Regions from separate parts of the Homo sapiens genome. Here region 1 is linked to region 2. A link is a contact called in ENCODE Hi-C or POLR2A ChIA-PET data. All regions are on one chromosome and are shown on one strand. The core of a region is the stretch at or near the end of the contact, and the rest is flanking DNA. Distances in the headings are between cores, read along the strand shown. Region 1 overlaps ACACA (acetyl-CoA carboxylase alpha). Region 2 holds the start of AATF (apoptosis antagonizing transcription factor).

Region 1 (5,762 bases), core at 155-2,654, 140 kb after region 2:
ACTAAGTGCCCCTGGGGAGCAGTAGCTGAAAAAGAATTGGGCTTCAGGCCATATCTGTACCTGTGGGTCAACTACAGCTGTCTCAAACAGCAAGAGACTGCAGAGATCATAAGATTTCTGCGATCATCTCATGATTTGTTTGGAAACTTTTTATTCCAAAGAAATTAGCCCTCCTTCTCTAGTGGAGTTCCCCACGTTGGTCTCACCTGCGGATTTGCTTGAGGACGTAGTCTCTGCTGATGCATTTGATGTTTTCCTCTATTACCGAGTGAACACCATCCTCCTCTGTCAGCTGTTTCTCTAGCCACTCCGCCAGATCCTTATTATTGTCCCAAACATAAGCCTGCAAACAGATGACTCTTGGTCAAACACCAGGGGTCAGGCCAGGCCGGGACACCCTGACTATTCAGGATCTGGAGTGCTTGCTTACTCCAAAAGTGTGCTCCGTGTCCACGATTCTCCTTCACTGTCAGCATCGTGCAGGAGGAGGAAGTAGGCCTCGAGGCAGGAGCTGTGCCCCTTCTCCTTCTCTTCCTTTATGGACACAGGTGTACACCTGAAGTCTCCATGGGGCTCTCCCGAGCACTCTGGTGCTCATACCCTGACTCTGTCCTGTCAGACTCTAGGGACCCACCTATTTGACAAAGGCTAAGAGAATTCAATAACCTGACAGGTTTGAGAGAACCAGTTAAAAGCCCAAATTACTTAGTAAAATTGTGATTGAGAAGGCAAGGCTGTTTATTTGGTGTTTTGCTCTCAGAGGAGCTGAGACACAATGCCTAAAGTATAAGTCTCTAGCCTCAGTGAGGCCTGGCAGTCACTGGATGGATGAAGTCTCCTGAAATAGAGCCCACTGTCTTTTGATGAGGCACGGACGGGGAACTGATGGGAGGGAAGTCTTGTTGCCAGGGTACAGCCACCAGGTCAGAAACCTAAGCCCCATTTTATTACCTATGAGAGTATTCGAAAGGATCAAGACGTCCATAACCCTGAAAGTCTCAACAAACCACCTCTCACCTCCTTTTCAAGATCATTTAGCTGAGTATTTCCTAGGTGGTTGACTACATAATAATTCAGGAGTGTGTTAGAAGCCTAATAGCCTTCTCCTTGCTCTCTTCTCCTCTCATTTTCTTTACAAATCATTTAGGAATCGTTTTGTTAATGGTTTCCGGAAAACCAAGTACCACAATTAGGGCTCATTCATATTTATGTCATTTTGTTTGGGTAATTAAACACAAAGCTTGTCATTTAAAGGTGCGCTATCCTTCTCTGTTATCACTAACGAAGTCAAAGTCAGAATGACAATGAGTTTGGTGCTATAATTTAATAGGTGGGTGTGTTTGTTAGGGACTCTGAGGCTTTGAGGTTTGAGACGTGGCTACAGGAAGCCTGTATGCAAGCAAGGTCACCAAAGCCACAGCTGTGACTACTGGGCTGCAGAGGAAATGTCTTCATCACAAGAGGCCTCAAGCAGTACAAAACTGAGCACTAGGCTATTTTCTAACTATCTCGTGCCTTCAAATATAATGGTTTCTTTTCAGACTGTCACTTCCTGTCTCTAACTTAGCTGCCGACTTAGTTGTGACTGGTTATTTAATGTATGTCATTTCATCGACGTCTCTGTTTCTAAAAATTAACTCCTTTACATTGGAAAGATGAAGGCTTCCGGGGACTAAGGATCAGCAGTATGTCTCTTTTAGTTCTTTGTCCATTTCTTTTTCTGACTCAAATGTGCCCAGTTCTGTATCTAATCACTGATAAGCAGATCAGCAATTCTTCAGCTGGGGTGTGTGGCCCCGTCAGTGCAAACCTGAGTGACCCTCTCCTCTCTGTGCCTGGGTTAGGACTCCCAGCATCTCTCAAGGCCAAACTGCCTTGAGAAAGTGTTTTGCGCCTAAGGAAAGGAAGTGTCACATCAGCCCCTATCCACGAGGGAGAAGGTAGCACTGCTTTTCCCATAACATGGTTTTAACTCACTCTTGTGACCCAGCTTGCTGCACGCCCCACATATGGATGGGTCCCCCTGGACTCCTAAACGTCGCCACCTAAATTTCAACATTTCCATTTCCATCATTGGCAATTTACTCTTCTGCTCCGTGGTTTCAGGACTTCTACACATACCCCTACTTATGAAGATTGGGGTGGAGGGGAGGAAAAATAAAACAATAAATGCTTCTTGGATTTCAGAATGGAAAAAAAAAAAACCCCAAGATTTTTAGATTTACCCAAGAATCCCAAAGCCTTTAGTTTAGGAGAATATTTAATACTCTTATTAATCATTTTTAATCCGTTTGCTTTTAATTAAGAAACAGCATGATGCTTTCCTATCAACATATGCCAGGGAGCAGATTAATTGTGGCTTAAGATAACTCTCCTTGATTGGTGTAATGTATTAGCTAACGAGATGCCTGCTTCCAACAATGCTCAGACACTACACTGGAAAGCCAGCTACCCTCTAGAGAAAACTCTTCTGCCTTCCCCTCCTGCAGCCACAGAGTATGCTAGGTGTTTAAACATTTTGAAAAGTTCCCAGACAGGATTAGGGCAACGCATTCCAAGTTTTACAGTTGCTTGAAAATATGGGTCCTATAAAAAGATCTGCTGTTTACGCAAAGTACAACTGGATGACAATGACCGCCAAACCCCAGTGGATTACAGCCTAGAGTACATGAAGGAAAGGGGTCTCAAGTTCTAATCAACTGCATGTTTAGCAAAAATAAACAAACTTATGTAAGCATAGTGCCACTGGTTTTTCTCAACAGACCTGGGAGAGTTACCATACTGTTGTGGGATAATTTGCTCCACCTGGGAAAAGCAAGCTCCCTTCCACTGGGTTATGGAGTTTACAGGTTTTTTTTTCTTCCCCCAGACAGGGTCTCCTCCTGTTGCCCAGGCTGGAGTACAGTGGCATGATCACAGCTCATTGCAGCCCGAAACTCCTGGGCTCACGTGATTCTCCTGCATCGGCATCCTGAATAGCTAGGATTACAGGCATGCCCCACCATGCCTGGCAAAACTTTTTTTGGTAGAAACAGGGTCTCGTTATGTTGCCCAGGCTGGTCTTGAACTCCTGGGCTCAAGCAGTTCCCCTGCCTTGGCCTCCCAAAGTGCTGGGATTATAGGCGTGTGCCACTGTGCCCAGCCAGAGCCTACAGTTTCTTGTTTGCTCCCTTAGAACAGTTGTAAGACTCAATTCCAGTCATCCAGAAGGATAGGCCAACCTTATTCCCAGGAAGAAGCCATTATTATTTCCCTCCTTAAAATTATGAAAATGGGCCTGGCACAGTGGCTCACGCCTGTTATCCCAGCAATTTGGGAGGCTGAGGCAGGGAATTGCTGGAGTCCAGGAGTTTCAGACCAGCCTGGGCAACATGGCAAAACCCCACCTCTACAAAAAAATCAGCCAGGTGGGGTAGTGTATGCCTATAGTCCCAGCTACTTGGGAGGCTGAGGTGGGAGGGGAGGATCACATGAGCCCAGGAGGTTGAGGCTGAAAGTGAGTCATCATACCTACTCCAGCAGCCTGGGCAATAGAGTGAGACAAAAAAAAAAAAAAAGAAAATGTGGCCAGTCATTCCTAGTATTCCAGCGTGGACTTTAAACAGGTGTGATATGCTAGGCTGCTAACATCATGACAGGCCTGGGCCCGTATGCCACCTGTCAGCATATCCATCTGTATCAGAACATTTTATCAATAAAATATCAATAATTCTACATCACAACAGTGGCCTGTCCTAAAATGAATGTTCAACAGACACTTTCTGTCTGCATCAGTGGATAAGTATCTCAGGCACTAGTCAGCCTCACTAATTTTATGTAGTAATTAGTCTATCTCACAACATCTAAATGACCTGTTTGGAAAGTTTCATTTCTAACATACTGGATAGCTGTTAAGTCCTCCTTAGACAATGGTTCAGCAGGGCCAAGGAGTGACCAGGGCACAACCTGATGGATGTGAGCCCTGATTACTATACCCTACTAATAACTCACCTTGGGAGCTGCTGGGAGACACCTCCAGCTAGGGAGGCTCCTCCCATTTCTGACCTTCTAGACTTCTGGGAAACACACAGCCTGATGGGTGTAGGGATGGCATACAAATCCTAAGGTACACTCATATTTTGGAAAGACATTTTCAATACACCTACACTTACAAGGCTAAGCCCTATCCAACAGAAGCCCAAGAAAGGATGTGATTTTTTTTTCCAAGGGCTTTAGAGTACAATAGCCAAAGGACATGTGGGCTAGGGTGGCCATCAGACCCCTGTGAACCAAGCTCCTGTGAGCCAATCCCATCTCAGCTCCAGGCCCATAGCAGGGCCAAGCAACACTTTCCAGGTTCTACCTTACCTCCTCCCTGCCTGGCCCTGTGTGAGAAGTTTGGTGTATGAGACTTATTCATCAGTAGCCTGAGGCCAGGTTTTGAGGTCAGTGGAAATAAGTGACCCTGTCAATAGTGCTTTTTCCTATGGTCCTCACAGGGGCCTCTGTTGAGCATTCATTTCACTTGGAAATCCAGAATAAGAGCGAGTGGGTAGCTGTGTGAACAATAAGAATGCACCATGGCATCGGGTTGTGGGAACATGAGAGCATGCCAAACCAAAGAGCGTCTGAGCACCCACTGTGCTCAGGAGTCAGCCCCCTTTCCGCCGAGGTCAATCAGCTGTACATTTTTGACTTGGTCTATGTTGCTATTATTTTTTTACCTTCTAACATGGAGCAGGGGAAACTAGCATATTTTGAATGTCTACTGAGCCAGACATTGTGTTCCATACTTTTTCTTTTTGGAGACAGGGTCTCACTCTGTTGCCCAGGCTGGGGTGCAGTGGCGCCATCATAGCTCACTATAACCTCAAATTCCTTGGCCCAAGCGATGCTCCTGCCTCAGCCCCCTGAGGAGCTAGGACTACATGTGTGTGCCACGACACCGAGCAAATTTTAAAATTTTTTGTGAAGACAGGGTCTTGCTTTGTTATCCAGGCTGGTCTCAAACTCCTGGCCTCAAGCGATCCTCCCACTTCAGCTTCCCAAAGCACTGGGATTACAGGCGTGAGCCACCACATCTGACTTATGCTCCATACTTTACTCATGTTATTTAAAACTCACTGAACCCCATGACATAAACACCACCCCCATTTTACAGATGAGGGAATGGAGGCTTAAATAATATGCCCATGCCAGTAAATGACAAAGCTGGGATCCCGAAGTTTATGAGATTTCAAAACCCACATTCTCATTGTTCCATGCAGAGTCCTAATTTCAATTTCTACTATTGGGGTCTGGGAAAAAATAAATCAGCCTGTTTGAAAAACCAGGCTTCAAATTTTGGATCTAAGAATCAAGTGAGAAACCATGCCCAGGATACAAATGTGTGCCATGTTCTTATGACCCAATTTAAACTACTGTTCTTGTTATTTTCGTTAAGGAGCTGTAGTGATGCTTTGCTTCTGCCTGCAGTGAAACTATGAACCATAAATCCTACTATTTCCTACAGTAGGATCGTCCCAGTGGATTCAAACAGACTCCCATAACTCATGGTAACAGATATCTCTAAGGGAAACAAAAGAATTATAGTGCTCAGTTATATAATATCACCGTGTCTTCAATTTTCTGTCCCAGAATTTCTGTTTTCAGGATTAAGATTAAGAAAACAAATTCTCTGGGAACAAAAAGAACACAAGGCATAGCTAATAGATGCCTATCTCGAAATGTCTTTTCTTACCAGTAACCAACCACAATAAGGATTAGAGGGTCACTTCCTGGTG
Region 2 (5,263 bases), core at 6-2,505:
CATGGAACAGGCTCCACTAAAGTGGTGTCCTCTTATTGCTCTTGGCCCTGAGGACATATGAAGATTGTGAAAGTCAGAGATCCTCTCTTCCCTTGGTTTTCATGGGAGACAGTAGAGAGCTGAGGGTTCCCCAGTTGTTCAGCTGTGGGATCCAACTGGCCCGGGCTGTACCCAAGGGGCACTGCCACAGTGCACCACTAACATCTCTTTTCTGGATCCTTTTGAGGCAGATTCTGTTTAGAGGGGTCTAGGTCTCTACAGGCAACCTCCAACAGATACCATAAGAATAGACCACTTTGTAGTCACACTTATCATCCCTTATTGCAGTTTCTGTTTACATGTTTGTCTACCCTCCTAGGCTGATTACCGTGGGGGGGAGAATCCAACTTACTTATCTTGTATCTTATCTAGCAGTGCCTGCCACATAGTGGGCAGTCAGGGAATGCTTGATGAAGGAAAGAGGATGTAAAGCGATTGTGTCTTTCCGTGTGCGGGGTGCAATTACATTTATACTATTAAGTCTTTATATTTTGAGTCTGTCCCTCTAACGGTAGACCTGTATTTTTCTGCATTTGTGCACCTGCTTAAGCTGCCTGAGCATGCCCTCATCTCTGAACAGCAAAGATAATCAATACCGAGGGGTATGCAGTGGAGTAATCCACACCCCACCCCCTTTCCCTTGCTCAGGCAAGGGTACTTAGAGACGCTACTGAAACTATCTTTAGCCACAGCGATTCCTAAGTATTCCCATTAAGAAAGACGCCAGCAGTCCGCCACACACTTACACGTGCATATCCCTGACATAGGATTCCCAAATCCTGGCCGCTGAAGGGCGGGAGGCGTGTGCCCGGCCTCAGACTACTATAAATTGCGAAATGACAAACCTGCTTTGGGTCCCAGTCTCTGCGTGCCCGAGTGCGCACCCGCGATTCGAGCAGCTTAAGCCCTACTCCCTCCTCCTTCCCAAATCAGCCACCGTGGGCCACGGCTACGCTATGCTTTATTCCTAAGCGAATCTCGCACAAATCTCGAGGCATATTTTGTACAAGGGGACACTGGCCGCGCGCATCGCAATCGCATCTCAGCGACAGAAGCGGTCACGTGCCTTGGCGCGCTTCCGCACCGCCCCTTCCCGCGCACTCGCACGCGCACGCGCACACGCGCCCATACGGCTCCAATCCCTTCAACCTTCTGCGCGCTTCCGCCTTCATGCTAGCAACGCCCGCAGTGACGCGCAGGCCCCGCCCCCTCCCGCGCGCCTCCCGGAAGTGGCCGGTCCAGAGCTGTGGGGTGGCCTCCGCGCGGTCTCTGGCGGAGTCGGGGAATCGGATCAAGGCGAGAGGATCCGGCAGGGAAGGAGCTTCGGGGCCGGGGGTTGGGCCGCACATTTACGTGCGCGAAGCGGAGTGGACCGGGAGCTGGTGACGATGGCGGGGCCGCAGCCCCTGGCGCTGCAACTGGAACAGTTGTTGAACCCGCGACCAAGCGAGGCGGACCCTGAAGCGGACCCCGAGGAAGGTGAGGCCGGACTGGGGCAGGCCACGTGCGGAGCGGTGGGCCAGGCCCTGTGGGGCAAGGGGGCGGCGTGGGAGGGGCGTGCGCGAGGCCGCCGGGCCTGCGCTCCTTCGCTTGGCGCAGAGGAACGTCGCCTCCCGCGAGGGTGGTCCCGGCCTCGGGAGGAGGGCTTCGGCTTCTTTTCACACGCACTCGAAACTTGGTGCTCGGCTGGATGGGCGGAACAGATCGAGGGCTCAGGCCGAGAGGAGCTGGTCTTCAGGTTTACTTGCTCCAGGCCTGTTGGAGGGAGCCAGAGAGTCTGCTAGCAAGTTGGAAGTTAGCTTTGAGGATGCCCTTTCTGGTATTGCGTTAGAAAGGAGGAGAAGAAAGTCGCATGTTTTTAATTCAGGTTGCCCTTCAAAACTAAGTTGGAGACTGATGGAAGGATTTTCTGGTGCTGTTTAAGTCTCTTGAAGTCTCAAGACACTTGTTCAGTGGCTGACGACTGAGACTCCTGTTCTGTAAGCTGATGTTCAGAGTCTAGCTGGGAGTAATCCCGCTTTAGACTTGAGTCGGAAGTGTGAGAAAGGGATAATAAGGAGGGATAAATGCGAGTGCTGAACCGTATCTTAGGAAGATCAGTTGAAGAAACTCGGGACTGTTTAGCCAGAATAAGCAAAGAAAACTCCCCAAAGAATGGGACAGAGTGAGGGGAGAACGTGATGACTGATTTAAGATATTGGAGCGACTGTCACACATTGAAGAGGAATTCAACTAGTTTGATAGGATCCAAGTCATAGAAATAGATCCCACTAGTAGATGCCAGGAGTCAACTTTCTGTTTAGAAACAGCAGTAAGACAGTGTTCTACTTTGGGAGAGAGTGAATTTCCTATTCCTGGAAGTTGGTGGGGATTTCGTAAAGGACGTTCAACTATGAGATAAATGGGTCGACCAGGGTTCCCGTTAAAGTTTCTGCTAACCTGGAGATTCTGTTTACTTTTCCCTCTCCCCCGACAGCCACTGCTGCCAGGGTGATTGACAGGTTTGATGAAGGGGAAGATGGGGAAGGTGATTTCCTAGTAGTGGGTAGCATTAGAAAACTGGCATCAGCCTCCCTCTTGGACACGGACAAAAGGTATTGCGGCAAAACCACCTCTAGAAAAGCATGGAATGAAGACCATTGGGAGCAGACTCTGCCAGGATCGTCTGGTGAGTAGACATTTTTGAATGGAACTCTTCTCTTCCCTAATTTTTTCAGGGTTAAAATCCTCCGGTCATCCCCCATGATCTTTGCAAGAGTAGTCTGCGGATCTTTTTTTTGAGACAGAGTTTGGCTCTTGTTGCCCAGGCTGGAGTGTGATGGCGCCATCTCGGCTCACCGCAACCTCCACCTCTGGAGTTCAAGCGAGGCTCCTGCCTCAGCCTCCCGAGTAGCTGGGATTACAGGCATGCACCACCACGCCCGGCTAATTTTGTATTTTTAGTAGAGACGGGGTTTGTCCATGTTGGTCAGGCACCCCTATCTGTTATCTTAGGAGAGACCATTGATTTGGTATTAGAAAGGGTCTTAGAGGTTACTTCATTTCACTTCATAAGGAATCTAAAGCCCAGAGTGATTAAGTTGCTATACTCCTTATGTTCGGACTAATGGCTCACCCTACAGTGGAGTGACAGAGAAGGCAGTGCATTTTGGCTACTGGAGAGGGTTATGAGCTGAAAAACCACTGTGTCTGATGAACATGTTATCCTTGAATTGTGACCCCTGACCTTTGGTTTTCCAGGACTTGCATTGAAGCACTGTGTGATATTAGTTATTTGTGAAACTCATTTTTTGCCATTCTAAAAAATCACATAATCCTTCTCTTCCCTGCAAAAGAGTTAGGAGTCTGTGCGCTTATAGTTTTAAAGAATTGTAAATTTCTCAGAGTGGAAGAAGGGGCTAGATATGGTGATTATTGGGAGAATGTCATTTGTTTTCCTTTAGAAAGGTCAGGGGTGTCATGTTGAGAATCCACAGATAATATAAAAGGAACTATCATTTAGGTTATGATATCTATGATTTAGTCCTTGATGTAGTTCTGGGAGCTCCTGATAAGCTCATTTCATATTCTTTGCCTAGAGACTGATAAAGGGACCAATCATGAGACAAATATGATAATATTTATTGAGTTCTTACCATGCGTCAGGCACTGAGTTTAGCTCTATAATTTAAGTTCTAAGAGCCTGGGACACAGTAAGTCCTCAAAAAAAAAATTATAAAATTACCTGGAATTAGACAGATTTTTATAAAAAATTATCACCATTATCACTACATGTGTCACCTAATTTAATCCTCCCAATTGCGCAGGAAGTTATTACTACTTAGCCCCATTTTACAGATAAGGAAATCGAGGGGCAAATTGGTTACATAAGTTTGCTCAAGGTCATATAGTTAGTAAGTGGAAGAAACATGATTCAAATGTAGGCTGTCTGACTCCAAGATGTACACTCTAGTAAACTCTGTATGAATGTTTCTTAATCTGAGAAATGGCGTACATTCAAAGAATTTAAATAATAATTTCTGTTTACTGTTTTGGCACTTAGTTTTTGTATTTATATTTTTGGCAGCTTTGTGTCTTAAGTTTATATATACCTTTTTAAAGAAGCGCTGAAGACCTGTCACGCTTTCCTAAAATCTTTATTTTATTGAAGAAAGTTTTTGGAAACTGGTCCCTCTATCTTAGAATCATACTTGAAACACATGGGGCTTTTATGTTCTACCATGGAACAGATTGGATAAACTGTAAAAACCTCTACATATCAGATGATACTCTAAGCATAAGTCAAACAAAGAGCCTTAACTAGCACTCTGTCTACTATAGGATCAAGTTCAGAGTCCTCATGAAAGACGAGACCTTTCCTGATTAGTCTCATCTCCCATCACTTCCTTGTGCATCCTGCACTCCAGTGCGTTTTCCCTTCATTATCTATGAGCTGTTGCCTTATGCTTCATAAGTAAAATTATAATGTCTCCTTCTCCACATGATACCATCCCCCACCTTTCCAGGAGAGTTAGGTGGTTCCATCTCCATACACTGTGTACTAATGACCTTGTAATATAATTATTGGCATGCATATCTACCACTCCCACCAGACCATGAACTCCTCCCAGCAAGTATTAAATTCTATTTGCCTTTCCTTAGCCCCTGGCTCATAATGAGTGCTTAATAAGTATTTAGTAAATAGGGCAGACGGATGTGATAGATTGTACATTTTTTCAGATCAGGTTTGGGAAAACTGGTAATTCTCTAACACCAGTTGAAATCTTACTGTTCTTCAAGGGCCAGAGCAAATGCTAGCTCTTCCTTAGAGATTAGCTTAAATTCACTTGCCCCACAGTTAAAATTTCTCACTCTTCTGGGTTATTGAAATTTTGTCAAAGCACTTCTGATGCTTCCTTGAGTTGTAATGTTGTGAGTCTGTCTTTCCCACTAGCTCCTTTTGTTAGGGTAGGACCCGTGTTCTATTCATCTTTGCTTCTCCCTTAGCATTTTGGAGATTGTAGATGTGTAATAAATATATTGTTGAATTGAGTGCAGTAAGAGATTTTCCCCCTGATGCCACAGTGCTTAAGTTGAAATGAAGTCTATGGCTTGGTATTTTCTCCAGGTAATACCCATTTTTCTCTTTCTTCCCTCTCTTCTTTGTAGATGAGGAAATATCTGATGAGGAAGGGTCTGGAGATGAAGATTCAGAGGGACTGGGTCTGGAGGAATATGATGAGGA

The links. A loop is a pair of places that touch in the nucleus more often than their neighbours do. ChIA-PET counts read pairs that join two places held with the same protein, here RNA polymerase II (POLR2A). Pooled maps may share reads with other maps.
Region 1: a loop to region 2 is called in a pooled map, with 2.8 times the contacts of the local background. The contact joins the enhancer-like site here to the promoter of AATF in region 2. A Hi-C loop is called at or near these places in 2 of 50 pooled maps. POLR2A ChIA-PET finds 5 or more read pairs at or near these places in 4 of 52 experiments (Panc1, activated CD4-positive, alpha-beta T cell, activated CD4-positive, alpha-beta memory T cell and 1 more).

Annotation. Positions count from the first base shown.
Region 1 is chr17:37,088,732-37,094,493 of GRCh38, forward strand. ACACA (acetyl-CoA carboxylase alpha) reads right to left here. Exons shown (of 56, transcript NM_198834.3): 55 at 207-343. Among named protein-coding and RNA genes, the nearest start is that of MIR2909, 58 kb to the left of the region's middle. RefSeq lists an enhancer at 996-1,497. Within about 2 kb of position 1,405, at least 9 of the 41 ENCODE cell types and tissues checked have a DNase peak (open chromatin) inside an H3K27ac peak, as active enhancers do; they include endothelial cell of umbilical vein, where a contact is called at or near this core.
Region 2 is chr17:36,947,699-36,952,961 of GRCh38, forward strand. AATF (apoptosis antagonizing transcription factor) reads left to right here and starts at 1,256. Exons shown (of 12, transcript NM_012138.4): 1 at 1,256-1,518; 2 at 2,516-2,707; 3 at 5,188-5,263. The coding sequence starts at 1,428.